Linked DNA regions of Homo sapiens: regions 2, 3, 4, 5 and 6 are each linked to region 1. Evidence: chromatin loops called from intact Hi-C (ENCODE). Cell type or tissue: OCI-LY7. All regions are shown on one strand.

Evidence for each region. Hi-C counts contacts between places; a loop is a spot of excess contacts. Peaks named below come from ENCODE experiments on the same cell type or tissue, not always from the same donor. Only the 100,000 strongest peaks of a DNase experiment are listed, where the experiment ranks them.
Region 2: a loop joins it to region 1, with 5 times the contacts of the local background. A loop is called at or near these places in 9 of 110 quality-filtered maps.
Region 3: a loop joins it to region 1, with 8 times the contacts of the local background. A loop is called at or near these places in 11 of 110 quality-filtered maps.
Region 4: it touches region 1 in a loop (8-fold over the local background); 17 of 110 quality-filtered maps call a loop at or near these places.
Region 5: it touches region 1 in a loop (6-fold over the local background); 8 of 110 quality-filtered maps call a loop at or near these places.
Region 6: a loop joins it to region 1, with 6 times the contacts of the local background. A loop is called at or near these places in 5 of 110 quality-filtered maps.

The regions. Positions count from the first base shown.
Region 1 is chr4:180,663,007-180,668,006 of GRCh38, forward strand. No RefSeq gene overlaps it. Among named protein-coding and RNA genes, the nearest start is that of LINC00290, 490 kb to the right of the region's middle. In OCI-LY7, CTCF peaks have their summits at 1,947 (motif pointing right), 2,150, 3,394 (motif pointing left) and 3,597; DNase peaks (open chromatin) are centred at 1,995 and 3,375; H3K27ac peaks cover 2,258 bases.
Region 2 is chr4:180,825,535-180,830,534 of GRCh38, forward strand. No RefSeq gene overlaps it. Among named protein-coding and RNA genes, the nearest start is that of LINC00290, 330 kb to the right of the region's middle. RefSeq lists an enhancer at 1,615-2,814. In OCI-LY7, CTCF peaks have their summits at 3,083 and 3,287; a DNase peak (open chromatin) is centred at 3,107; H3K4me3 peaks cover 515 bases.
Region 3 is chr4:180,944,703-180,949,702 of GRCh38, forward strand. No RefSeq gene overlaps it. Among named protein-coding and RNA genes, the nearest start is that of LINC00290, 210 kb to the right of the region's middle. In OCI-LY7, a CTCF peak has its summit at 2,976; a DNase peak (open chromatin) is centred at 2,969.
Region 4 is chr4:181,526,248-181,531,247 of GRCh38, forward strand. It overlaps a transcript of TENM3 not described here. Among named protein-coding and RNA genes, the nearest start is that of LINC02500, 260 kb to the left of the region's middle. In OCI-LY7, CTCF peaks have their summits at 2,522 (motif pointing left) and 2,745; a DNase peak (open chromatin) is centred at 2,534.
Region 5 is chr4:181,140,934-181,145,933 of GRCh38, forward strand. All of the region lies in intron 2 of LINC00290 (long intergenic non-protein coding RNA 290), which reads right to left. Among named protein-coding and RNA genes, the nearest start is that of LINC00290, 16 kb to the right of the region's middle. In OCI-LY7, CTCF peaks have their summits at 2,507 (motif pointing right) and 2,707; a DNase peak (open chromatin) is centred at 2,518.
Region 6 is chr4:180,838,175-180,843,174 of GRCh38, forward strand. No RefSeq gene overlaps it. Among named protein-coding and RNA genes, the nearest start is that of LINC00290, 320 kb to the right of the region's middle. In OCI-LY7, no CTCF peak of the experiment used is centred here; a DNase peak (open chromatin) is centred at 2,157.

The sequences.
Region 1 (5,000 bases):
CATCGTGAGAAAATAGCCAGCGAATATAACCTGATCCCCCGACCCTTGTCACTGCTTTGTGATCAGATCTTACTATGCAGTGAAAGAAACAATGCTATTATTACTTCTCATGAAGTGTCTTGTTTTTATTTCTCTTGTAATTTATCTTCAATTGAACTGATATTGATTTCGTGGGGGAAAATTGCATAATCTCCAAGGAGATTTCTAAAGGCTAATCTTAGTTTGTGCTTTATTTTTTTCCATAGGTTTATTCTTGCCAGTGATTTATCTACCTAATAACATTATAGATAAAACCTGATCTTTCCATTTATTTCTTCAAGAGCTGTTCATGTTTGAGCACGCTTTGTCCTTAATTGCCTGGGGATTTTTCGATAGCCCTGTCTTTAGTGGTCTGAAACAAGTTGCAATATAAGTAATTAAGGCACTGCGCAACAGAATCTACAAATTGCTGTTTAGCTTCCATGTGTGATATTTAACTAATTGTTCATTGCTGTGCAAACCTTTAACTTCATAGATGTCATGAATTTAAAGTGAATAAACATTGCTTTTCTATTTATTAAAATAGTGTAGTGTAATAGTGAATACTAAAGCTTCCAGGTACTTTAAAATACCATCTTCCACTGTCTGCTGTGCAGTTTAATTTCAGACTGTTGAGGTTATCAATCATTCCTTAGAAAACTGTAAAATACGCTTGACTTCTACAGAGAGGCTATAGGATGCAGTGAAAATTGAGTTGCCAGGGAGTAAGAGAATTGGACTCTAGATCATCTCTGCCTAGCGGTGCTCCCTTTTCTTCTGTGGTTTTGCTACCTCACCAGAAAAATTAGGTATTGCATTAAATGACTGTAAATGGACTTTCCAACAGAGTGTCTTTCTGGGGGGCTAAAGAGATTTTATGTGGAGTGCAATCAATGTCTGGAAACAAAAATGAGAGCTAAAATATGTACTATGCTACCTAGGAGAAATTTCATGCAAAGTTTTAGATTAGATGTTTCTTTCCCCCTTAAATATAGACACATCAGTAATCTCTTCCTGAGCTTGAATATTATATTCTTGGCTAATCTGGCAACTGCTGGTGAAGGGAATAATTTTGTTTGCTGTAGAAGAAAGAAAGGCTCCACTGAAAACATATTCAGGAAGTGGGATGCATGACTGCGTTTTTCCTAAGTTCACATGAGGCATTGTGAACTTTGTTTGTGCCTGCTATTTATTTTGTATGGTCGTTATTTCCCTTGATATTTTGTTTGCAGCTTTTTCCCCTCTACGGTTTGATGCCTGCGATAATAACAATGCCCCTGCAAAACAAATCCACAATGAGTAAATAGCAATGGTTCTTCTAACCCTCTCTCAAAGAAGAATTTGATCCCTTGCCAGGCATTTTCTGTTTCCCTAGGCCTTTAAAATGACCTTAATTTGCAGACATAATCTGGCATCGTTGTCGCCTGTAACAGAGATGTCAATATTAGAAGTTTGAATCCTGGAATGATCACAAGTGGGATTATTTAATTCCTAAGAAGGCTGGCAGTTGAGGGCAAGAAAGATGCATTTGGAACAATCTCCAAGAGTTTTTTGTTTTTGTCTTTGGTTTCCAACTAGAAAAGGAAAACAGAGATTCAAATCCTAAGCAGACTTTTCAAAAGACAGGCTTCTTCCAAGCAGTAAGAAAATACTATTTCTATTCAAAGACACTTGAAGCTTGTGTTCCTTCATACCTGCCTGGGGTGCTGAGTTTGCAGAGCCTTTCTGCAGACACCTGAGGTTTTTATCAATGAGAATCATGAAGCTTTGGAGAAATAATATACAATAAAAGAGCAATAACTGCTCTTATTAGGCTCTTTCAAGCCATCTGGTGTGATTTTTTTTTTTTTTTTTTTGCACTTTCACGGACAAAAAATTTTGTTGATAAAATTGCCACTGAATTGTAAGTCATGCATCCTTATTGGAAGGCTGATTCTTTGCACCACTAGGTGGCAGTGTAGTCACGTACTTATGGTTATTCATCTGCCAGCTCCTAAATAACAGGGCTTCCGGCTTCAGTGTTAGGTTTCCAAGCCTCTCGTGCATCCTAATATCCATGTCTCCTTTATTCAAAGGACAAGCATATCTGTACTTAAGTGATTTACTCTGTACATCAAGCTCTGTGAAATTTGCACTTATGTTTTGCTTTTATTTTCAAAGAAAACACTTGAATACATTTTCAACAAAATATTACAAGTATCATGCTGATCTTCAACTAATTATTTTTTTATTTAAAATGCTCGGTATGAAAATGTTTTTATGAGCACATGAAAAATAGAAAGCTTGAGAGATGTAGTTTAAAAAATATTATTCTAAACTCACAAAAGTAAAGCTTTGATCTGTCTCTTGAATTATTTAAAAAAGAATAAATGAGCATATATAATTCAAATCTTGGAGTACTATCAAGGGCATCACTATGGGAATTATCTAATGTATTTATTTAAAATATTTTCTACAGTAGACTTTCCAGAAATAATGATGCTTAGAAGAGGGCACTTTTAGTGTTATAATTTTAGTTTGGAATAATTTATGCAAATAATATAGAGTGTTCTCTAGAAATATCCTAGTTTCTTAAGGAATGATGTAGTCTCTTGGATTCTTATATAGAGAAGCTTGTGGTATCTTGTTTCGTATATTTTTGGCAAACTGCCACATTCCGGGATGTCTTTATCACCTTGTTTGACCCACAAAGTGCAGTATCTGCAATGTGGACAAAAAAAAAAAAAAAAAAAAAAAAATCAATAAAATTATTTCCTGCTTCTCATCACTTTCTTTGTTCTAAAAGAAAAGAAAATCCAAGCCCTAGTAGATAAACATTATCTGACCAAACTCTTTTGCATATGTCTTATCTAAACTTTCTTCTGTATTTGGCTGCCTATACAGTCTTACTCTAATATTTTCTAGAGAAACTGGTGTTACGAAAATGCCGGGGGTTTGGTCTAGGTCTCCTTGCTTGCCACAAAGAAAGCCAATCACTAAGACAAGGAAGATTGCCAGGGAAGACTTTATTCAGGTGCTGCAGCCAAAGAGACAGGAGATAAGTTTCAAATCTGTCTCCTCAACCAACTAAAGTTGGGGGGTTTATATATCAGGGAAGGAATGTAGCTACCTGCAGGGAAAAAATCAATTAGGGAGGAGTAAGGAAGTAATCAAGGTGGATGAGGGGCCCGGCATCTCATTTTCTGGATGTAGTCATCTGGTGAGTTTCAGTCCCTTGCCTGAAAGTTGGTTTTAAGACAGGGAGGGTCAATTTCTATGTTATTAAAAAACGCGTAATGTTGGATGAAAAGAGGCATCGCAAATTCCCCTAGGGAGGTTTTTTTCTATTTGGTCATCCAGGGCACAGGGCTTCATCCATGCTCACAGTGCCCCCTAGTGACAGAACAGAAAGAACTCAAGTGTACTCTGAAATCTAATGCTCTGTGGCTAATACACATTATGACCTATGCTAATCCTTTTCATTTCATTACTTTGGGGATGGATCCTATCAAAACATATTTGATATTTCTATAAACTCTACATCTCTATGAATCAATAAGCTTCTTCCTTAAACTCATGCATCAATCATTATCAGACATGTTAGGGAGGCAGAGACAACGTGGAAGTGGCAAGAGTCTCTGACACACAGCCCACGTTTCACTATTTACAACCACACTGGCCCCAGCTAACATCCGTCAGGAGACTGAACACCAGCACTATGACTCTTATGCTTTTTGTGATGTTCTTACCAGGTGTGTAAGGCATGTGATAAGATAATGTATAAACCAGAATGTATAATTTCATCTGTAGAGAATAGTTTAGGTAGCGGGGAATTCTGGCATGCGACATAGAGGCACACATAGATTTTCCTTCATCTCTCTCTATTTCATTACTCTAGTCATTTGAACATAATGCCCAAATCATTGACTTTTCAATATTTAAGTCCCCCAAATTGAATGACATGACCACCCTCTCACTTGTCACATTTTGGCTTTTTCTAAGGACTTTCATTATTTATCTACATTGATTGGATGACCTTTGCCATCTATTTGCTAGCCTTTAAAAGATTTAAGTCTTCCATAAGCATAATCTGGCCGCATTCTTCCCCAAATTAATTAGTATTATTGCTCTCCTGTCATATATTCATGAATTGTGCTTTCTTTTCTTTTGCACCTGCTCTGACTCATTTCAAGGCTGTGTTATCCTAATGAAATACAAAGATTGACCTTTACTGTGCAATCTAATGAAAAATGTACTAATTTTAGGGAACTAAAATTTAACAAATTTCTATCAAGGTAGAATGCGTGCTTTTGTAATGTTGAAAATATTGTAAATATCAATTACTATATATAAAAGAACACATAGCAACATTTGCGAAGACAATAATGCAATGTAAAGTTGAATGAAATGGAAGTAATTTTCTATATATTTTCCTGGTTCTGAAATAAGAAACATTATAGTACAGCTTTGAATGGCCTTGATTTTCTCTGTTGGCTGCAGGGTTTTGCAGCACTAAAGTTATATTTTGAAGTACCTCAAATTTTCCAGACTCTGCAAGAAAGAAAAATAAAGGTATATTCGTTGTGCCACAAAATAAGTACAGTTAGAATATTGAAAGAATGCTTAATACAATCCTTTTATGTAGGCAATTGGGAATTGATGGTGCAATAAGTCTAAAGAGATTTGTAAGGATATTCAGAGGAAGTATTGATATCTGAATTATCAAATAGTTTTCCAAAAGTTACAAAATGAATGACTTCCTGCCATGCTCAGGTATAGAGGCTCATTCACAGTAATTGTGGGGCTTGGCTTTGAAGTTCATTGTACCAACAGTTATCTCAGGACGATGTCTCCAACCTCAAGATGGTACCAGATTCCAGTAAAGTGAAAACAGCACATCACTTTCAATAAGGTTGTTATTTTATTTTTAATGTAATGATTACAGCCAATTTTAACTTATAAATAATGACGTATATTCTTTTTTAGAATCACAAAATCAAAAT
Region 2 (5,000 bases), 160 kb after region 1:
TGCTGGCTTTGATTGTAGTTGTGATAGCAAGGTCTCTATGTTTCAATATGTTCTCTATTTTTAACCTCTGATTATAAGGAGTATGAAGGCATCCTTTCAAGGGAAACAGTAAAAGTAAATGAAGTTATTTTGGTTTAATCATGTGCTAGTCCCTATCTTTAATCAGTGGGATAGGCTCCAAGGCCTATAGCTGTGGAAACATCTGAGTGAATTGACAAGTTGGATTCAAAATGTACTATGAATTTATATAAAATTTGTAAATATAATGTTTTAAAAAGTAGAGACATTTTAGTACCTTGAAGACATAAGGTTGCTATCTATCTTTTTAGGCTTTTGTAGTTTTTGTTTTAGAACAAAGGCTCAGATTTCTTTTTCTTTTTTTTTTTTTTTTTTTTTTGTTTTGAGATGGAGTCTCACTCTGTCACCAGGCTGGAGTGCAATGGCATGATCTTGGCTCACTGCAAACTCCGCCTTTGGGGTTCAAGCAATTCTCCTGCCTCAGCCTCCCAAGTAGCTGGGAGTACAGGCGCCTGCCACCACGCCTGGCTAATTTTTGTATTTTTAGTAGAGACGGGGTTTCACCATGTTGGCCAGAGTGGTCTGGATCACTTGACCTCATGATCTGCCCGCCTCGGCCTCCCAAAGTGCTGGGGTTACAGGCGTAATCTTAAATCTTAAAAGTTTAAAATGTCTTCTATTTTTAAATGACTTTCATAACTTTAATGCACTATTTCATTAGGACAGTGATTTGCAAATGTTATCTTTGATTTAAAGTGGTCTTTGTGGTTTTTACTTTTTCTAAGTATTTAAATTTTCTGGTAAAGAAGGGAGGCTTTGTAAGGCCTAGAAACGTGTCTTTATTTTTATTAAGTAGATGGGTTCAAGACAAAATAAGGAGGAAAAGATGGAAGGAAGGAGAGAAATCGTACTACCTTGGACTAAAAATAACATTTGGTGGGTGCAGTTGGCCCATGCCTATAATCCCAGCACTTTGGGAATCAAGGCGGAAGTATAACTTGAAGCAAGGAGTTCAATACCAGCCTGGGCAACAAAGTGAAAATCCCTCTCTATAAAAAAAAATAAGAAGAAGAAGAAGAAGCAAGGCATGGTGGTGTGCACCTGTAGTCCCAGCTACTTGAGGGGCTGAGACCTGAGAATTGCTTGAGCTCAGGAGTTGGAGGATGCAGTGAACCATGATTATGCCACTACACTCCAGCCTGGGTGAAAGAGTGAGACCCTGTCTCTAAATAACAATAATAATAATAATATGCTTTATAAAAAGGAAGGAAAGAAGAGCTGAAAAGAAGCATCTTGGGTGTACTTTCTCTTTCTCCACCACTTTTCTTGTGAGCATAGTCCATAGTTAGTAGAAAACTGACATGCAATAGACATGTGGGATGCTGAGTGGTCTTGTCACCCAACTTCGCCATTTTCACAGAGGCCTAAAGATGCTGCATGTCTTGTTCAAGGCTACACATATTCTTAGTTTGAACCAAATTGCATATTTAATAAGAAATGTTAAATCATTTTTTTTAAGCCAGGGCCAAAAGGACTTGGAAATATTTAGAAAAAGTATATTTTGTATTTGTACATAAAATTCCTACACCTGCCTATAAGCACTCTGTAACTATTTTTCCCTTACTGAAGAATTTAGCTTTTGCTAGAATTTCAAAAGCTACGTAATTATCTGCACACAGTGTCTTGTATCTTGGAACAAATGTTGCAGGAGCTGAGATCTGCCGCTGCTGAGGACTGGGCACTGAAGTTCAGCCACAGTCCAACACGTGAGGTGACTCCTAGGTCAGAAGGAAGCAGAAGGGATGAGGCTGCAGGTCCCAAGGATCTCCCCGTGAGGTGACAATCTGGGTGATATAACAAGCAATGGTGAGATAAAAGGTCACAGGGATGCAGGACACAGTGTGAACCACTCTCTCTCTCTGCTATGTGGAAAAGCTTTCACTTTCACTTTCCCAAGAGAAGAGGGAATTGTCACATCCTTCTTTCCAAGTTGATGTTTCTCTAATTCTTTGCCCCATCCTGTTGTATGTTTTGTGTATCTTATCCCCAAAACTATTCCCACAGCAGCATGTTTAGCTAGTGACTGAGCCCAGTGGGGACAATAATGTATCAGCTGCTTTATTAGAAAAAGGAAGAGTGGGGGGCTGGCAACCAGTTTCCATTTGGGAGGACTCTGTCATGGTGAGTAGACAGGACGATGACTCAGCAGTTATATGATTTTCAGGTTCTGTATCCTGAAATTGTCTGAACATGCAGTAACACATAGATGAGGGCTTACTGACAGATGCGTAGCTTGCACGTACAGTTTCTTTTCTTCCCAGAACTTGTCTAAACATTGGAGTCATTTGTTGCCTTGGGCCTCACTGCCTGAAGCATCTCTCTTCCCTCTGAGTTCCTGACTCCAGCTCCGTCTGGCTGCAGAGCAATCTCAGGTCTGTGTCCTTAGGTGTTTGATTCCAGCCGAGACCTGGCAGAACTTCCTGCCTTCCAGAACCAGCTATGTCAAATACACATCGCGATTATTTTACTGAAGGGGCTTCAGCCACCTCCGCACATTGCTCAGGCTGAGTAAAAAATAGAGACCATTAACTGCGTGTGTACCTTATTACAGAATTAACATTTAATTCTTATGCAGTGTGTGAAAAAATGTATTTCACCTCCAGAATATCCCATATACAATCTTAATTTTAATAGAAAGAATATGCTCTGCTATGTGACGCTTAAGATACTGGGACACACAGTAATATACAACTGATATATGCTGATGTGGCAGGTGTGTTAAGTAATTCAGATATTTTTACAGCAAAATTAAAGCAAATTAATGAAGATTAGTATCTGAGGTTTGCCAATCCTCTTGTATAAATAAAATAAACATGAGGAATATTTACCTTAAATGGAACCTTGAATTTATCACTTGTATCACTTGCAGAAATGAGAATTTGTTAAAATAAATACAGGGCCTATGTCAATGGTAAAAAAAATTAAAATTTTACATTTCTACTTGTAAGAGCATAATTCCTTTCAAGAATAAATAAGTAGCACATTGTATCTGGACAACTAGGTGGCGCTGGTGTATTATCCTTTCAATCCCAGAAAAGCAAATTCAAATATCATCTTATATATTCCAGCTCAGTGGTCAGACATGCATGTGATCCTCAGCTGCACGTTTCAGTGGTAATTTAGAAGAGACTCATGAGTGAATATTGGAAGTGCTGTCACTCTGCAGGGAACACTAACTACTCTCTAGCTTCCCATTGGCATGTTGCAGATACAGACCTTGAATTCAGAATCTTACTTTTAAAATTTCTAGAAAATCTGGTATTCTTCTGAAGGTAGGAAGCATTTTGAATTAAAAATGTCTTTGGAAATGTGGATCCTTACAGATACCAGAATATTTAAGAGAGATTATTCAAAGCAATTTTGTTACCATCAGAGGTTTTAAAAATGAAATTTCACAGGACACAGCCAAAGGGACGCTTGTAAGTAATTAGATCCTACATAAAGACAGTATTTAAATTTCAAATGTAGACTTGCGAAATTACATAATAACATCAGGTACTTGTGTCATTCTAATGGTTTTAGGCGCTGTTTAAGTACTTTGCATATATTAACTCAATTATTCCCACAACAGCCTTTGAAGTATTGGATGAAGTTACTGGGAAACGGAGAGAAGCGGTAACTTGCCCAGTGCCAAGCAGCTACAAGTTCTGGGACAGAGCTTCAAATACAAGAGAATTTTCTGTCTTGGTCACTATTCTTTCCACATTGCCTCTTAAACAGCCTGCATAAACACTTCTTTAAACAATTTTAGTGTGACACAGATGCTTACAGTGCAAAATTAAAATAAACTTAACAGATAAATTAGAATTGGACATTTGTCTGATAGCAACATGATAGCTATAAGATCAATAACTTTCCGTCACAGAAATAATATAGAATTTAAACTTTACTTGCATATAATCTAGATAGAAAAATTTGCATATAAGAAAAAGAGTGTGAGACACATCAGGAAATGTATCAAGATACTGTTGAACTGGCTCATTTAAAACCTGAATACCCAGGGGACATCACCAATATTGTCCTCAGATAATGATGTAGAAATGCATTTCCTTGAATATATGCTTATCTTTATTTTCATCAGTAGGATCCATGAGAAATAATGAAAAGGAATCTTTTGTTAAAAGATAAGTACAGGTGTCTTCGAAGTAGTTCAACATGCCATGGGCAAACCTTTACTGAGTACTTAAATAAAGCAGAGATTATGCCATGGAAAGCATGAGAACTGAAAAGAATATGGCTGTCTTAGTTTTCTACTGCTGCGTAACATATTACCATATTTAGCAGCTTAGAACTGCACCCATTTATTAGCTCACAATTCTACAGATGAGAAGTCCAGAAGTCCTGGACCCTCTGCTTTAGGGTCTCACATAGCCACACTCAGGGGTTGGGCTAGCCTGAGTTCTTACCTGGGAATCTGGAGAAGAGTCAGTCAATTCAGTTGCCGGCAGAATTCAGTCATGTGCAGCTGTAGGATTGAGGTCCCTGTTTCTTTGCTGGCTATTGACCAGGAGCTGTTGTCAGCTTCTGGAGGCCACCTATATTCCCAGGCTTGTGGGCCTTCCATTTTCAAAGCCAGCAATGCCACGTCAAATCCTTCCTATGCTTTGAATCTTCCTGACTTCCCATCATGCCGCTGTCATCACCTTTTAAAGGATGTGTGTGCTTAAGTGAGGCACATGCCAGTTAATCATGGTATTTTAAGGCAACCTGATTTGGGACTTTAATTACAACAACAGAACCTCTGCAGTGCGTAGATGACTGTTTGAGTTACCAGAAGATAGGAATATTAGGGAGTCATCTTTGGAATTCTGACCCACATCATCAATGGCTACACCATCAAGAGGCACATTTTGTTCATCTTATGATTCCTTGTCAGTGGACACACTTTTCCTAATGTCAAGGTGACTATTGACGTGGATAAT
Region 3 (5,000 bases), 280 kb after region 1:
GGCCAGCCGCCCCGTCCGGGAGGTGAGGGGCGCCTCTGCCCGGCCGCCCCTACTGGGAAGTGAGGAGCCCTCTGCCCGGCCAGCCGCCCCGTCCGGGAGGGAGGTGGGGGGGTCAGCCCCCTGCCCGGCCAGCCGCCCCGTCTGGGAGGGAGGTGGGGGGGGATCAGCCCCCCTGCCCAGCCAGCCGCCCCGTCGGGGAGGTGAGGGGCGCCTCTGCCCGGCCGCCCCTACTGGGAAGTGAGGAGCCCCTCTGCCCGGCCAGCCGCCCCGTCCGGGAGGGAGGTGGGGGGGTCGGCCCCCCGCCCGGCCAGCGCCCTGTCCGGGAGGAAGGTGGGGGGGTCGCCCCCCCACCCGGCCAGCCGCCCTGTCTGGGAGGGAGGTGGGGGGGGTCGGCCCCCCTGCCCGGCCAGCCGCCCCGTCCGGGAGGTGAGGGGCGCCTCTGCCCGGCCGCCCCTACTGGGAAGTGAGGAGCCCCTCTGCCCGGCCAGCCGCCCCGTCCGGGAGGGAGGTGGGGGGGTCAGCCCCCCACCCGGCCAGCCGCCCCGTCCGGGAGGGAGGTTGGGGGGTCAGCCCCCCGCCCGGCCAGCCGCCCCGTCCGGGATGGAGGTGGGGGGGGTCAGCCCCCCTGCCCGGCCAGCCGCCCTGTCCGGGAGGTGAGGGGCGCCTCTGCCCGGCCGCCCCTACTGGGAAGTGAGGAGCCCCTCTGCCCGGCCACCACCCCGTCTGGGAGGTGTGCCCAACAGCTCATTGAGAACGGGCCAGGATGACAATGGCGGCTTTGTGGAATAGAAAGGCGGGAAAGGTGGGGAAAAGATTGAGAAATCGGATGGTTGCCGTGTCTGTGTAGAAAGAAGTAGACATGGGAGACTTTTCATTTTGTTCTGCACTAAGAAAAATTCCTCTGCCTTGGGATCCTGTTGAAAAAATATTTATTTTTTAAAAACATCAGATGGTTCATTTTTCAGCATGGTATTGAAAACAAGAAAAGCTAATTAGATTATCCAAATATTTAATAACTTCATTTTCATTTCCACAATGCATTATACCATCACAATGTCTTAAAGACTCAAATTCATTCATTAGGACAAACATTTCCCTAGACAGAACCCTGATGTATGTTGTGACAGTAATCCTCATACACTCTTGCATTCAGAACTTAAAAGTTTGTTTAGAGGGTCCAGAAATAGGACTCTGGTTCCTCATAGTCCAGTAACTGAATAGCTAGCTCCTTTTGGCTGACAAATTCCTCCCCTTTGACCAAGAATCTAATTTATTGAGGGAACAATCTAGGCCAGCCAGATCTGGCAACAATAATCTCCATCATTAATTGGAAGATAGATACAATAGCCAGAGAATGTCACAGGCATCTGATTTGATTCTTGCTTTTTCTTGTGAGTCGTAATGCAAATGTTCCCACATAGGGCTGATTGTTACTGTTACTGTTGTTAGTAGTAATTTTTAATTTCTTAGTCTCATTCTTTTCTGTTGTTCATTCTGTCTTTATTACATTTTTTTTTTCAAATTTTGACCTAGTTGTGTATGTGTGTGTGTGCGCACGCACACAAGCACAAACACATGCGGATTGATTCTGAGAAGACACTTTAATTCTCTTTATTTCCATGTCTAGAATGGTTCCATCTCATTGTCACCTCCCTCTCCTAACCAGAAACTACCCAAGTACTAAGAAAATTAAAGTGGTGATGTCATATATTAAATGCATGTAAAAGAAATTGCTTGTCCTTTGGAGTGCTCAGCCATTCTGTTAAATGAAATGCGTGCTTACTAAAATGTCATGAGAAAATGATGATTTGTTCATACCTTGTTTCATATCTTGTTTGTTGAAAAATATTTTTAAAACATATGTCTACTATCACATTTGCAAGCATTGGGGAAATCACAGGAGAAAAATAAGAAAAATAACTGAATATATCACAGATGTGTTTAAGGACAAATATGAACAGAAGGAATGGGAATACAGGGTGGACTACAATTGATCATATACGTAATTCCAGAAATTCATGTTTTTGTGGGTCAAAAAGAAGAGAGACAACCCCAGGCCAAAATTGTCGGGGAAGAACTAATGGATAAAAAGAAAATATTCTTCTTGTTGTTTGAATTCCAGCTAATTGAGGTTTTGGAAATTGTGAGGCACGGCGCTCTGCCACTTTTCTCTGTGTTTAGTTGTGTGTGTGTATTTAATGATTCTACAGTAAGAGTTTAATGGTTGTTTCTGTATACAAAATTAAATGCGAACAAAGTTAAAATACTTCAGGTATATCAAATAAGAAATGCATTTTATCATAACTTTTTATAATTTTCTTGGCATAGATTTAAAAAATAGATTGCACTTTTATCACTGTACGTAGTTCTTGAATAACTATGAACATTTCAAAATGAATTTTAAAGGAATACAACTGAATTTAACAAAGTACTAATTTCAACTTATGAAATAAGAATGTGACTACATACATTATCATAATTTTGTAGCTAAATAAGATTATTCTTTCCAATCTGTTACTCATTTCTTGTCTTATATCTCTTCAACTTATGGGTTATCATATAAGGAGTACCAAAAAGAAAATACATGGATCTAGTTTTACAGTTATTCATTTCTTGTCTTATATCTTTTCAACTTATGAATTATGATATAAGAAGTACCAAAAAGAAAATGTATAGCTAGTTTTAGGGGACTCTAAGAATTCTAGTAATAAACACTTCCTATATAAAATTATTGTGCAGGTGGGAAAAAGAATTCATTTCTATTCATTATTGCATCATTTTAAAAAATTTACTATGCAGACTGTAGAAATACGCTATAAAACTTTATGCATTCGCAATTGTTAAAATGTTTTATTAGGACGTATATTTGGCATACTGCCCTCATTTCACTTTAGTGACTGAGACTGTTGCTTAAAAGAACGTTCTGTTTCCCTGTAAGTACTTTCTAGTCATTTCCTAAATAGTAATGGAGGGACATTGCCCCCAGCAGGGAAAAAAGAGAATAGAAATAGAGATCTATTCTAGCAATTCATCTAAAAAGTAATGAATATGAGTACGAGAAACTGTACACATTGTCAAAAAGCAGTCTTAAAAATAAACATGCTCTCAGAAAGAAGCCAGCTGTTAAGTTGGTTCTGTATTTTGTAATCATCTACATTTTTAAGACAAAGTATCTTAAACATTATTTTATATAGATAATATTGAAAACTGAAATTAATTAAAAATGGCTCATTTATGAACTGTGTATGTCCAAAACATCAGCAATGTTATAGTAGTTAAAAATAGTATATAACTGATTCTGTTCTGTTACATATCAGAACTTGATATAAGGTCTTATAGCTCTTAAAATGAATTAATTTTGGGGACCCCTAAACTTTATGAAGTCAGAGGTGAATGTGTTTATTTGACTATCTCAGGAATCATCTCACCCTAAAATATTGATAGATTGGTTTAATTTAAATTTGTGGTATCCTTTTTCTTTAAAAGTAGAGAAATTATATTGCAAACACAGGAAGAAGCGGTATTAGAAGTTTCTTTCTCTATGACATTGTTCTGAAACATTATGCCACAGTTACAATCGGCAATTCAAAATTTATGAAGCATTGCATAATTTATTGCCACATTTCAGGCTGTTTCTTTTTTTTTAAGTTACAGCAGGGATGAACATTTTGAGGCATTTTCAGATACAGACTTTTAAAGTTATTCTCTCTTTCTCTCTCTCTGGCCTGCTTCCTTCCAATCCCCCACCCCTGTCTAAAATTGAGAACTTTTGAACATCTCTATGTCTGTGACGAGATTGAATTTATGTATGGTTGGCATTTAAAATAAAATGTTATTGCGGAAAATGTCAGAAAGTGTAGAAGTTAAGTCATCTGTTAGAGGAACTTAATATACTTTATAACGTTGTAATTTTTATCAGATTTAAAAGATTTATTGTGTCATAAATAAATTGATGTTATCCGTAAACTTGAACTTTCTCTGGGAGTAAATACTAGTCATTGAAGAAAGTAAATTGAAAGGTAAAGAATTTAAATAGTCTCTTTAAATACTCCAGGATTGATAATAGGGACAGTATTTTAGTTTGAGAATTTTTCGAAAGCTCTAATATAGGGTACTATGTACTTGCATTTAGAATAATCAAAACATCTAAACATTAAGAAATCTCCGATGGATTGAAAAATATGTGAAATAAACACTTGCTTTCACTAGAATGCCATTTCTGTTCTCACATGGTTGAGTTCTGTGAAGCAATATATTGAAAAAGGACACTTTAAAATTACCCGACTATCATCTAATATAGACGATCTCTGTACTCCCATCACTCTGTCTTTGATTCTGTGAAAGATATAAAAGAATGCACATCCTCTTTCTCAAATGATTTAAGAATCGAATTGAAAAGAGTAAACACTTGATACAAATAGCAAAGTGTCATAGCAAATCAAAAGTAAAATACTATAGGCCAATGCCTAGAAAACAAACAAAAAAACCTGATAAACAAGTAGAATTTAAGTTCATAAGCACTGCCAGAAATATCTCTAAGTGTTCTAATTTCATGCTATATATTTTATAAAGGAGGCTTTTGCATAGTTCATTTACTTATTTATTCTCCTGAATATTTTAAGTATGGTCTTAAGAATAAAACATTTTATTTCATTTTGAATTTCAATATACAATTTTGAAAGGATTTTGATTAATACAACCACCATATTATTTAAATCTTCACACAGCACTTGTTAATGTTTATTTTGCTGGAAATTAAGACAACATTTTCTGAAAGTTATCAGTGTTTATATTTACTAGAAAGTTACACAAACTATTTACATCTATTTACATTTTATGCCACGGATACCAGTGTGATGACTGAATCTTCAAAAGACAAGCCCAATGTTAGGTCAGCTCATGCTTAATGCTGGTATGCTCCCTCATCAGTCTGTGTTGAGAAAACAAGAGTTCTCAACACAGCTGAACTGAGTGTCACAGACTTCTGGTCCCATTGAACG
Region 4 (5,000 bases), 860 kb after region 1:
TTTAACAAAAGAATCCAAATTAAAAAAAAAAAACCAGCAAAGTAGCGAGTGAGGAATGAAGACCTCAAAATCTACAAAATGTAAAATCTACCAGCTTTGTATTTTGACCCTGTCAAACCCATATTTGACAAGCAAAGCAGTGTGGCCTTTTTCCTTCGAGTATAAATTTCACTTCACTGTATCTGCTTAAGTTGTAGCCAGGAGAGATTGGAAGTTTTATAACGTGATTGAAATGTAAAGCTCAGCCAAACAGGAGTAGGAGTAGGTTTTGCTCAATTGTCATTGATTAAGGGGTTCATCTTATCTATCCATCTGGGGTGCCATAGTAGGTGCATGCTCTGGTCCTTTGCACTCTTCGAGGGCACTTACTCTTAACAATGTTTTGAGATTTTTTTGTGGTAGTAGTGGTGGTAGTGATGGTGGTGATGGTGGTGGTGATTCTTGTCATTTGTAATTGGGACTTTATAACTATAGGATTGGTTAAGAGGAATTGAGACTATTAGAGAGAGAGCTGTGTATAGATTAATAGCAGTTAATTTCTTCTGTCTTCCTCTAAATTTCTCTCCAGAATGTGTCTGTCTCCCTTTTTCTCCGAGCTTCTCTCTCTCTATCAGTCTCTGACTCAATTTGTCTGTGACCTCTCTTTCGAGTAGTAGTAAAAACATTTTAGTGTCCTTATAGTTCAGTTAGGAGATAAAGTTCATGGCCAAGTGCTGTCTCTGTCTTGATCCTACGGCCCTTCCCAACTTGGTCCTCCTTGCTCAGTGACTTAGCCCTGGGTCCTTGCAGCCACCCTGCTGAAGCTCACTCCTCTGGCCCCCTGTGCGACCAGTCAGTGCTGTTGTGTTTGCACAGAGACCAGCTGCTAGGTCCACAATTGCAAAACAGTTCCAATCTACAAACTGTTTTCATGAATGTCTTTTGTATGTCTGGAAAACATTAAATGTGATTTCACAGATGAATGATTTTGAAAGTTTTTAACTTTTAATTAGACTATTTTTAATGACTTTTTGTAAATGGATTCCCAGTAAAGCATTTTGTTTTACCTATCTGAAGACATAATGAGCTAAAAAGTTGAGATATTTAGTATCAGGTTTTTGGGTGTTTTTATTTGTTTTTGTTTTGTTTTGTTTTGTTTTGAGACAGAGTCTCGCTTTGTCACCCAGGCTGGAGTGCAGTGGCTTGATCTCGGCTCTCTGCAACCTCTGCCTGCCAGGTTCAAGTGATTCTCCTGCCTCAGCCTCCCAAGCAGCAGGGATTACAGGCACAAGCCACCACGCCTGGCTAATTTTTGTATTTTTAGTAGAAACGGGGTTTGGCCATGGCCAGGCTGGTCTCGAACTCCTGACCTCAAGCCACCATGCCCAGCCAGGTTTTGTTTTTTTTTTTTTTTAATATAAAAGGATAATAGAATGAAAATTTGAAAAACACAAGTATAAATACATATGTATATATGAAAGTGTGTATTCATCTTCAGAATAAAATAATAATAGAAACATTCATAATTCTCCCACCAAGAAAATTGTATTTTACATTGTGTTACATTTGCTTGTAGTCTTTTTTTTCGTTTAATGTAATATATGTACACACATTTGACATTTTACTCTATAAAGCAGTTTGTAAATTACCTCTTCTTTCATTTAAACTTATACTTCTGAGTTGTTAAATGTTCTTTAAAAATATATTAATGGCTGAACAATACTCCATTGTATGGATGTACCACAGTGTACTAAAAATTGTTTACTTTTTTAAAACAATTTTTTAAAAGGGGGGGTTAAAGGAGGATAAAATTCTCTGTGTAAGGCGTAAATCCTTACATACATCTCTGATTACCTTTAGGAAAAAAAACAGAAATGAAATTATTTTGTCAAATGAAAACATTCTGTGATTTAAAATTTTCTATTTTTATAAAATAGATACTTAATATACATATTTGTATATTGGACGTTTACTTTTTGGTATATACCCCACCCAATATGGCATTTAAAAATAAAGCTATCTAGTTTCTACACAGGACTCTTTATAATCAATGACTTTCAGATCAAGTAGTAGCATAAAATTATTATTTTGATCCTAAAGAAAGAAAATTAAGTATTATAAGTTCTATCTTGATAACTACAAAACAGACCCTCTAGCACAGTGCTGTGACACTATAGTCTTCGAGTGAACAAAATTGAAGAGATTTAGAGATAAGAATTACGACCTTCTCTTGTAAATGAGACTCGCAAAGCACAGGAAGAGCTAAATTATTGACTTTTTGCTCTGTAACAACACTAAGAATAGCTAAGACTTGTTGCCTTCTTACTAGTGTCACAATTTGAAGTGCTTTATGGGCATTAAATCATTTAATCCTCATAACAATCCTACGAGGTAGGTTGAATTATTCACCTCATTTTACAAATAAGGAAAGTGAGGCTGAGGGAGGTTAAGTCACTTTCCCAAGTATTTCACCGAGGAGGTGGAATTCCATCCCAGAAAGCCTGGCTGCAAAGCCTGCACTCTCCACCACTGTGCAATGCTGCCCCCTAGTGCAAGTGTGCATACACGCTGCTCAGGTTCCTTCCCTGAGAGGCTGCTCATAAGGAAGAAAAAGGCAGAAATGTGGAATGAAGGGCTGATAACCAAACACACACACACATACACACACACACACGTGTATATACACACACATATCTGCAGGCATATATATAGTTGATATAAATATATGTCTATATTTAACAGTATATGAGTAGCATAAATAAGATTAGTATACTTTAAAATGTTTAAAGAGCTTTTATTTATATTTTCCTATCTGTGAGGAAGGCACAGTGGAGATTATTGAACCCATTTCACAGGTGAAAAAACTGAGGCTCAAAAGGGTTAAAACATCTTGCCCAATGCTCTACTGCTGGGAAAGGCAGTGTGGGGATTAGAAGCCAGATCTTCCAGCTGTTAGTGCAGTGGAGCTTCTGCTCCCCTTATTCCTCCCCAGCAGTACCTCTCCTACATGTCCAAAGGCATGAGCAAAAATGAATGAGAAATGGTACAGACAAGGAAAAAGGGTCTGCCTTCCCATCTGTTTAGATCTAGAATCCAGAAGGAAATGAGAGAACTGCTCTTGGGCGATGACAGTGTAGTGTTAACAGAAAACAGAGAAGGAAGAGCTGCTCAATTCATGTTTTGCTTCCATTCTCTTCAGTAAGAAGGATTAACTTCAAACAGAAAACTCAAGGGAAATAGATGTGGGTAATGTAAATACTACAGGCATAAATCCTTTCAGGAGACATGAGAACTTACAACTGACAGCCTAAGATAACTACAATCACGTGGGGTGGGGGGTTGTTATTCACCCCATTATAATATAAATTATTCCTAATGACACCAGATAAATAGGTGCTGTTAATGAGCTGCACTTGGAAATAAAGATACCACTTACTGACCAGATAACATGAGGCCACAAGTATTGCATTTACACTCAGCCACTCATTGGCCACTTTAGCCTCCCTTGTGGCCAGGGGCAAACATTCGCGAGATGGCTACTTTCAGCCAGAGTTCAATAGGCACGGTGCTATGTACACACTAGGTACTTGGAAAATATTTGTTGAATTAAGCAGAATTGGACTGAACTCTTTGATGAGGTTGTCCATAAGCAGAGATCCCTTGCTCTAAAATACAAACTTCCTATGTGGCCTTAAGAAAAGACCAAAGTCATTCCAAGTGTGTCATGAAACAAAGAGAAACTAAGTAAGAATAGGACACATACAGGAGCGTTTGGAAATCATAAAGTTTGGCTCTTCTCTTAACTCTCTTTATTATTCTGGTGAACTGGAATAATAACTGTGTACAATTACATTTTAATTTATGCTCCAAATGAAAGAGCACTTTTTAAAAAGTAACATTTTAAGTGTCAGAGAAGAGACATATTAAACTATTATTTCTTTCTCAGTGATCATAAAAAAACATGCATTCTGAAGTCAGGACAGTGAGATGCTTAAAAGCCCTACATACAGGGTAATAAATAAGATGAATGAATAATTGAAATTTTGCATTATGTGGCACCAATAGATTAATTTTTACAAGGGAACTTATTTCAAGTAATGATCTTAGGAAGTGATCTCTCATTAGTAGCCATCAGCGCGTGGAGGTGGCCAGCCTTTCCTACATAAAGCAAAGCAGCAAAGTTGAGTTCTCACTGATATGTCTTAAGAAGAGAAACAAGAGTTACAGGTGTAGATGAGTTGCAATGCATGAGTTACAGGTAACTAATATTCACCCTAACAAATCAAGCTGGTCCTAAGGTAGATCCTGCTGGCAGAACATACAAAGCATTTTTCCCCCCATTGCTAACAGTCGTAGAATTTGTGAATTCAAGCAACTCTTAATGAGTTTTAAGGGGACCCTCAGTGCATAATATGGAAAATATGCATCTTCCTTTTCAAATTCTGTAGACATGTAATCCTCCAAACAGGCATAGCCATAAAAATAAAACTAATCTTTAATGGATGTTGATTCAACAACAAAGATATTGCCTCTTTAACTGTCGTATTCGTTGGAGGAGTAAATGTGTTGTATGTGTGTGCGTGCATGTGCATGTATGTACGTGGGTCATGTGTTTCTGAAAACATGAACTGATCTAAGAAGTTCTAGTTATGATTCTCCTCATAAGGCCTTTGGAAGCTGACACCTGCACCAGTTCTGTGTTTCACAAATTAGAAGTTGGTTTCTGCTACTTCCTTTTTTTTAATGTCAGCCCTAATTGTTTGTCTTACTCTGATACCATTCTTAGTGACTTTGAGAGTGTATCATGCCTTTTTATCCATAATGAATGACTATTAGCATCAATTTTTATTACATTCCAAATAACCATCAATTTCTCCTTCAATTACATGTGTAAATGTCATGTGGTTATTTTCTGCCCTGTGGATTAGATAGCAATCAGAACCAGAGTGACTTTAACTTTAACTGACCCACAGAATAAAAGTGGTTCAAATTATAGAGCAAGGAAGGGGGAAAACAGACAG
Region 5 (5,000 bases), 480 kb after region 1:
TGGCAATATCACCGCCACCTTTGCCATCCATGCCAAGCTCAGTAATGGGCTCTTTGAGAAGGCTCCATAGGTCACAATGCTTATGATGCCAACCGCGTTGGAGGTCCCTGACCCTCAAGGATCCCAAAACACCAGCATGCACCCACACATCCATGCACACTTCTTTCACATCCAAAACATCTCTCTCACTCCCTGCCCCTCAATTTCCTCTTTACCCAGTTTCCAGTCTGCAAGGAACGAGCAATACTTTGATAGATAGTGATTTTTGGAGTATATGAGTTTATTCTCCTCTGACTCTGAACCACAAAACCATTCTTTATTTTTTACCCTCTCACTGTTATTAAATGTGTTGAGAAGAAGGAGGTAGAAGATGATTTCAATCTTCCTATTTTTTTCTACTTCAGAAAAAGAACACCAACACATGTTTTGTATTAGTAGAATCACCCTTGCACATAATCAAGTCCTATTTTACTTTAACATTCTCAGCACTGGGTGAGGACTCATGCTATGTAGGTTATGGTTTTAAATTTGCAACTACTTAGCCCCTGTCTTTGACTGTGTGAGGGAACTCCTGATCTCATTTTCTTCATTTATAAAATGCAAGGCATGAATGATCTAATTCTATAAAAGTAGAATGATGTGTATTCTACAAAATTTCTTCCCACCTAAAAATCTCAAATTATGAAATACTTGTAGCCTAATAATTTCTGAGTCACTTCCTGTGTTCAGTTTTGTTTTCATATCTAGAGATTTTTAATTATCACCCAAAAATTTGAATGTGGCATAATCGATATTATTTGTTATTTTGATGGTAATCATGAAGCACTTCTTCTTAACAAAACCAAATCAACAAGTAACAAATGAATAAAGGAATTTCATAAGACCTTTTGGAAAACTTAAAGATCTAGGTGTAATGAATAGGATATGTGGTCTCTTCAAAGAAAGACCATAATTAGGATAAGATTTCATTGTTCAGGTTACTGCACTGTGTGTCAAAAATCGTGAGCTGCTCCAAGACATATGTGAAAGTCAACACAGACTTTCTCAAATGCTTTGAAGTAGCCCTTTCCTTCTACTTCAGCAGATTCCTGCAGATTCATGTCAGCATATCTATGAAGGCTGCATATTAATTTTGCAAGTTCCCTTCACTTTGGGACTGATATACCAACCTGCAAATGCAACCTCCCCCAAAGACCAGGCTGCTCGTTGCTGTTTTGAACTTAAAAGTTGTTGCTATGTATCCCCTACTTAATTAGACAGCGAGGGCACCTTTCAAAGATACCCCAATTTCAAAAGAGACAGAGAGATGCAAGGGAGAGTGAGTGGGAGAGAAAGAATGTACTCGGTGAAGTCTGAGATGCCCTTCAAAAAATGAAAGATGGGACATGAACATGGCAGACATTCATTAACATTAATTTATTACATTGAATCCTCAAGTTTCTGGTCCATGATAAGTGATAAATGACAATAGGTCCCTACTAGCAGAACCTGAAGCATAGCTGCTATTAACATACCCTAGCACACCTTTAAACAAGGCAAATGCTGAGGTATAGCAGCACTGAATGAAGGAAGTTAGAGGTAGCTAAGAATGGGTAGATAGCAGTCTGAGAGGAAAGACAAGTTATAAATCTTGGAAAATTGTGATTTGTTCCATCATTTAGTCTTTCAATATAATGGTTTGTATCTATATTTAATCTTTTGATCTTCTATCTATAAATGCATTATCATCCATGGGTGACCGTGATGATGGGGGAGGGATTCAGGCTGGGGACAGTGGTGGATGCCTTCTGTTAACCACCCTACACCTCCTATCAATGCCTTTCTCTCCATGGCCCATGCCTCCAGGGGCAAAGGGGACTGGCTTCCCTTGATCTCAGGTTTGCTGTTGGGATTGGCCAATGAGGAGCATCCATAGGAGATAGGAAGACCTGGACCCTCCACAGAGGTCACCTGCCTGTCAGACCACTCGCTCCCCAGAGCCACTGTCCCTTTGCGCCTTTAGAACTAGGTAGTAGGGGCACTGGTTACTACTCTTGGAATTCTGCAATATCATTTGTGGGTTCCTTCTATCCTGCCCATACTTCCGTCAGCGCTTTTTAGAATTATTAACTCTTCTCCAATAATCCAGTTTTAATGTGCTGTCTGTTTCTCTTGGAATCTTGAAACACACAGGACCAGGAAGGCTTTCTGAAGGAACTACATAAAGAGTTACATCTTGAAGGTGTTAGGAGTGTATGGGAGAACACGTTGGAATAAGATGCAAAGGAAAAACGAGATTTCAGTCAGAAATAGCAAGGTGTGAAAAAAAAGGGAAACGGCTGGGTTTAGGTAACAATAAAAGGGAAGAATGTACTATTTACTGTTTTTAAGGTGTATTACAGACTCCAGACTTATGGCAATTATTTCAAGACGTTTGCCTACTAGTAAGCTCTTTGCGTGGTGAAAAGAAAAATCCAACTCCCATACTTTACCTTTATGTGATATTACATTGCGCAACCTACAAAACTGCCACCAGGTGGCGCTCACGCAGTAACTTTGGAGCAGCAGCAAGCAGTGAATGTTAAAGACGCTGAATTGGAAATATTACTGTCGAACAGATGTTCTTGTCTTTGATGCTGTATCTAAGTTAAGGTAGGAATGATGAGGTCAAAAAGGCTAATAAATTTATTATGTGGTGGAAAAGTTATTTCTCCTTGCCTATGAGACAGAAAAGCCATTATTTTTAAAGCATAATGCTAGCTGAGCTTTGTTCACTGTGACACAAAATTCTCCTAATCCTCCTCCTACTTTTATTATTCTTTGTGTGATATGTGTCTTTGGTTGTGAGTAAAGAAGAAGAGATTATAGTAGTTGCTGTAAGCTGACTGCTTAAGAGTTCAGTAAATTTAAATAAATCTGTTGCAGAGAAAAACATGCCTTGCACTGATCATCCAACGGTGAATAAAAAATGTAGACAGAGCATTTATGCAAAGAGGCAAATGATGTGCGAGAATGGCACTGCCCGTAAACAAAGCAGACAGTTTGACAAAAGTGTTTTTCCCCCACTTTGATCAAATAGACTACAGCATCTTTGCATCCCACTTGTCAAAGTGCGGAATCTGTTTTCCATCTCTCTTTATTCCTACCTTCACCCAATCCCCACCATGCTTTCATTCAGGTCTCCTCCCTGAAATGAAATAGGCTGTTAGTAGACTGCAGTTGATAGCATCCAACTGCAGATAATGAGCGATGCAACAGAAATGTCTTGGGTTCTTCTTCTTTCTCCCACCTTCTTCCCCAGCGACAAGGTCTGCAGACTTTCATGGGTAAATTCTGTTACAGGGAGAGTGAGGAGGCCAGATAATTGCCCAAGCTGCCTCTTCCATAGATTGATATTAGGGACCTTGTCCTCACCATTGCACACCTGGAGACCTGCTGACTTATCCAGTATCAGATGAAGGATTTATGCACACAACTGTGAGTGTGGGGAATTCTCAGGAAGTGAATTGTTTACACCAGAAGATTCACACTCAGGATGTCAGTAAATATTACCCCAATTACTTTTGCACCAACCTAATACTAATCAACCCCAGAGATGAGGTTTAGCATCCCCATTTTACGATGACAAGAACGAATGGACAGAGAGTTCAAGGGATTTACACAAGATGTGCAGCTACAAGGAGACGGAGGCCAAATGTGCATGCGAATTAAAATCTCAAATGACTAGTGTGGAAATTGAAAGAGGATTGAATAAAATTGAGCTCTTCTTTTCCAACAATCACCCTTCTGGTAAAAAGGTACCAGAGTTTGTGACCCATATGTATCTTATTTCAGAAAAGATTTATTGGGAAGGAGGATATTTTTGTCCAGCTTTTGGATTAGGCCAGTGATCTAAATGGGCTGACGAGAAGTAGTGACAATAATCACATCTACTGGACAGAGCATCTGTAAGGGCATGAAACCTGGGCAGTTGCTGCGCTTACTGGGGCCCTGTGCTTGGCTTAATGCTGTGCTGTCACTGTCTTGAAATTCTTAATAATTTTTTTATTATACTTCAAGTTTTAGGGTACATGTACACAATGTGCAGGTTACATATGTATACATGTGCCATGTTGGTGTGCTGCACCCATTAACTCATCATTTAGCATTAGGTATATCTCCTAATGCTAGCCCTCCCCCCGCCACCCCACAACAGGCCCCGATGTGTGATGTCCCCCTTCCTGTGTCCATGTGTTCTCATTGTTCAATCCCCACCTATGAGTGAGAACATAATAATTTTTGAACAAGAGACCCTACATTTTCTTATTGTACTGGGTGCTGCAAATTATGTAGCTGGTTCTGCCGATGGTATTTTTCTCTTTTGACCATTGCTGGATAAACATAAATACTTTCTCTTCCTCCTTGGCTCCCTCTGGAACCTTTCAGACAGCCCCCAGAAAATTCCGTTAGCAAGTTATTTCCTCAGACAGATAGGCTGGAATGCAACAATTAGGTTGTAGCTTACATTGCTGTTCTTGAAATAGCTGCTTCCTTTTTGCATTTGACAAATCCACGGTGAGCACCCACTCTGTGCCAGGCACTTGCCAAGTCGAAGGTGGTTTCCCAGTTGTTCCTAGCACTGCTTTCTTCAGCCTTCTCTAACGGAAGGGAAGCTCTCGTAGCTTACTACTCTAAGCCATGCTATGCTCCTACTAGATTTCCCTCTCAGAGAATGACCTTTCCTGATCTTGTCCCTCAGCGCTGAAGACATCCTATTAATTCCCCTTTGCACTGCCTACAATTACTACCAATGGCAGCTACTGCGCAGCCAACTGAGAAATGAACCCCCATGGAAATTGCCATCCTTGCCCAAGGCTAACAGAGGTCTCTGGCAGGTCCTGGTGGACTTGTGAAATATTAAATATGTTCCATATTCTTTGTACATTAAAAAGTCAAATCTGAGAAATCTCCTTATGCATTAAGTATCTGTGTCTACATGATATTACACTCAGCACTCAGCACTGTAAGAAGAGATTTAGTTA
Region 6 (5,000 bases), 180 kb after region 1:
CTAAGGCAATAAAACAGTCTCTATTTGTTATAGTACTTTGTTTACAAAAGCATCGTTATAAGCACTTCAGAGTACAAAACTGTCCACGTACTTTTTTTAAAATTAGAAATTTATTTTAGACTTTAAGACAATTTCATTACCTAAGGGACCAAAAACTGATTTTTAAAACTGATGTTACCCAAAGAAGATGAGCTTCTTTATTTTCTTTTGACTGGTAAATCTGAACAATGCAAATCTAAGCAATGAATCTTTTCAAGAGAATTGCAGTTATTTTTAAGTCCATATGTAGAATGTTTATACATTTATACAATAGATTTTATGTTTTATTGTCTCATTTCTTATGATTTAGAGTGGTTTTTGAGTCTGATATGTGTTAATTCTTTAAGAACATCTTAAAATGTTGCTCTACGATTATTTTAAATTAAGTAGATGTACCCTCAGTTCTATTCAATGGCATTCAGTTGCTGAAGAATTGATCAATTATTTTAGAGAAGTTTCTACTGTGGCACAGACCTCAGATTTCTATGGAAGATGTAAAAGTCCTCAATGTTCAGAGTAAAAGTATTGATTGCAAAATGACTTTCAACTCCAAACAAGCTTTGATTTAAATGATAATATCTTCCAATTGCTAAAACTAGATACAACATTTGATGTACCTAAGCATAAATCATTCTTCCATCCTATAAATATTGCCGAAAATTAAGGAACTTATTAGGTAATATAATCATAATAAGAATTAACGTATATCAACATACCCATTGCCATAGTTTCTAAACACACCTAGCCTTAACTGCAATGTGGTCAGTGTGGTATTAAATAAGTCTCTTTTTTAGTTCTATATACATTGTAGAAGTTTTTTTAATAGACTTATACCCCCTTTATAGCTTATTCAAGTGTTGCCATTTCCCTTCCAACAGTGGCTTTATTTGAATTTTCATGGGAATAAAAGGTTAAATTAAGGATGTGTGGTTAAATTTCTCATTTTTTCTCATGATGTGGTGTTAGATGCATTAGAGTATCTAAGAATGAATTTGGAAGCACTTAATTGGAATTATCATTATTTTGCTTTACAGTATTTATTTCTAAGTCTTTAATATCAAAATAAGTAACAAATAAAATTTATGTAAATATCCAAATAGAAAAGAGCAGGGAAATTCATTTTGTGCAATATTGTTGTATTTGGTATGATTCTTTTTTTATCGAAAATATGTCTTTGTGTGAACAACATAAAATGGAAGATTTAGTATAACATTTGCCTTATATTTATTTCCACTGTTTAATGCTAATGGCTATGCACTATGTGCTTTTCATATTCTTTAGCAGGGACAAATTGTTTAGATTTATTTCTCTATTGAGAACTTTAAAGCCACAATATTCCTATTGTAAAGAGTTTATCTTTTGTCGTCCTACAGAATAGATGTTTAACAGTTAATTCCTCTTTCTCTTGTTTTTGTTAGTGGTTTCAGTAATGATACATCGTTTACCTAACTTTGAAGGACAAATGACACAGCTGATCTTGAAACTTACGTACCAGATAATACGTACTGTCATCTTACAGCAAGTTTTGTGGGTTTTAACATTGGAGAGCCTGATTATTTCTGTTCTTGGTTCAAGTTTGTTGCTTGGCCTTAGTGATGGTACTAGTCAGGGTTCTCTAGAGAAACAGAATCAACAAAATGTTAGAATATGTACGCGTGTGTGTGTGTGTGTGTGTGTGTGTGTGTGTCTACACACATACACAGAGAAGAGAGATTGAGAGAGATTTAAGTTATTGGCTCACAGGATTGTGGAGGTTTGGCAAGTTCAAAATCTGATGTGGTAGGCTGACAGGCTGGAGATCCAGGGAAGAGTTGCAGTTTAAATCCAAAGACAGTGTGCTGGAAACATACCTTCTTGCTTAGGGAAGTTCAGTCTTTATTAATGCCTGTAAGTGACTGGGTGAGGGTCACTCACATTATGGAGAGCAATCTTCTTTACTCAAAATCCACCAATCTAAAAGTTAATCTCATCAAGAAACACCTTAACAGAAACACCCAAAATCGTGTTTGACCAAATATCTCGGCACCATGACCCAGGTACATCGACACATAAAATTGTGTTGCTGACATCATGGCGCCCTGTCCTGTGCCTGCGTCTCTTCAGTAGCACTCATACATTCTACTTATAGGACTGCTGCCCTCTTCTGCTTTCTCAGAGGTCTGCAGGGTTTTCTTCCCCGCCTTGAAGTACTAAAGCTATTACTACTAATAATCACTACCATCATGGATAATTATTATAATTGTTTCCCTTTATCCACTGAAACCTCAGTTTCAGCCACAGTACGGTACAATAAGGTATTTTGACAGAGAGAGAGAGGAGAAATGAGATACCACATTACTGAAGTATGTGATAATTGTTCCATTTTATTGTTAATCTATTACTGGGATTAATTTCTAAATTAAACTTTCTCATAGTGTGTATGCATAGGAAAAGATATAGAATATATAGGGGTGGGTACTATTCATGGTTTCAAGCATCCACTGGGGGTCCTGGAATGTATCCCACCAGGAAAAATGCTATACAATTACTATTGCTACTACTACTCATAGGAACAAATTCCCAAACACCTTCTATATGGTTGGCGGTGAAACATGAGTTATACTCAAAATTTTTATCTCTAAAACTCAAAACAGGAAAGTAGTTATAAATATGTTGTAGATGAGGGACCTGAGAGTCATTAGGATTAAGGGGCTTGTCCAAGGCCCGACATTTATGGAGTGGCCAAACCAGATCAGATCCCATGAATCTGTATCTTCTTGATGCCACAGCTTTAATTAAAGGCATCATTAGGTTGCACATTGTAGAGCAGTCAGCTACAGTTAGCTGTTATGACTTCACAGTGACAAGAGGGGATTTAAATCGAAGCCAAAGCCATTAAGTAAGATATATGAACAAGTTTTGCCACAAAAAGCCCCTTCATCAAAGATTATTATGATAGTTTATGTAATATTTCTCTGAGATTTTTTAAACGGAGAGCCCTTTATTTTGGATAATTCTCAGACTGAGTCTGGCTAGAGAGAGGGAAATTGAATACATCAATAATGTTCTTTCCCCTCTCTGTCACTTCCGTCTTGCCTTTCATGAATTGATTAGGGGTGATGTTGGAGAGACTCAGATTTGAATTGCTTGATAAAGAAGATCAAGATCCTCACTGAGGAATTTGGATTTGGTTTCATTAGGAATAGATATGCTATAGATTCAAGGGAATGATCATTTTAGAGCCAAATGGACCAGGCATCCTCTATTATGCCCTAACGGTACTACCTCCTAATTCTGAGACAATCTTTTAGTACCTCCTACATTATGATCCACTCGGATGTCCCAATGATGTTTAATGTCACCATGTTGTATCCAAGTAGTGTTTCTTTATTATAGTAAATATTCCATTAGACCCAGAAATGTTATCCTTCTCTAATAGTTCTACTAATTTTGAGAACTGATATTATCTTTTTGAGGTCACAATTTAGAGCATCGTTAACGATACGGCAGTCTCTGTTGACAGTGATACTCAGGGAACAGAACTCACAGAACTTCCTCCCTGCAGTCAGAACAATCCCATTGGAGGCGTAAGTGGCTCCACCCATGAATTTTGGAGCCCTGTAGGCTGAGCTACTTGAAGCGTAGAATACAGAGGCATTAGATGCTGACACACATAGAGTTTTCCATTTTGATAGAATTTTGTCTCTTTTTAAAATTGGTTCTGTTCCAACTTCACAGGCTCTTTAAAAATTTTTTAAATTTTTACTTTTTGTGAGTACATAGGTAAATATCTTTATGGGTTACATGAGATATTTTGATACAGGCATACAATGTGTAATAATCACATCAGGATAAATGGAGTATGCATCACCTAAACATTTATCATTTCTTTATGTTATAAGCATTCCAATTATACCTTTTTAATTATTTTTAAATGGAAAATTAAATTATTTTTGACTATAGTCACCCTGCTGTGCTAGCAAATACTAGGTCTTATTCATTCTTTCTATTTTTTTTTTTTTCTCCACAGGATTTTTGAGAGGTTACAAATACTTCTATGTCTTCAACAGGGAAATTCACATTTTCCTGAATTGTATAGAGCATTGACTTTTTAATTTTGAACTTCTTAGAATTGGGAGAATTATTCACTTCATTTTGGTATGATCATGGTAACTCATTTTGTTACATCACAATCAGAGTGAGTGTAGCTTTCTTGAAAAGTACTCTTACTTGTAAATGTTGCTTGGCTATCACTTTTGTTATTTTTTTTTCTTAAATAGGCCTAAATGCCACAAAATTACAAAATTAACCTTCATTAATTTTTTTAAAACATTTATAAAAATTATACCATCTCGGGATTTCCTTAGAATGTACTTTTCACGTCATTGGGGAAATTTGATAAAAACACAATTTCAGGCCTGGAAAATATTTTGGGGGACCGGACTCCAGTTCCTAATAGTTGCTGGTGGGTTCACTATAATTTTAAGTTGGCAAGCTACTTAACATTTTAAGACTCACTTTTGTACCCAGCACTCTGTCTAGCACATATTTGACACCCAACACCTAGCATGTAGTGAATGCCCAGTAGTTATTTCTATTATTTCTAAAATTATATTATTTCCTGTAGGCAACTCTATCCCTGAGAGTTACAGAGTCAGAAGTACAGGCCATGTGCAGTGGCTCACATCTGTAATCCCAGCACTTTGGGAGGCTGAGGCAGGTGAATCACCTGAGGCCAGGAGTTCAAGACCAGCCTGGCCAATGTGGTGAAACACCATCTCTACTAACAATACAAAAATTAGCCGGGCGTGGTGGTGTGCCCCTGTAATTCCAGCTACTTGGGGGACTGAGGCAGGAGAATCGCTTGAACACAGGAGTTGGAGGTTGCAGTGAGCCAAGATTGTGCCACTGCACTCCAGCCTGGGCGACAGAGCGAGGCTCCATCTCAAAAAAAAAGTACAAAATTGTGACTCTGCAGGAGC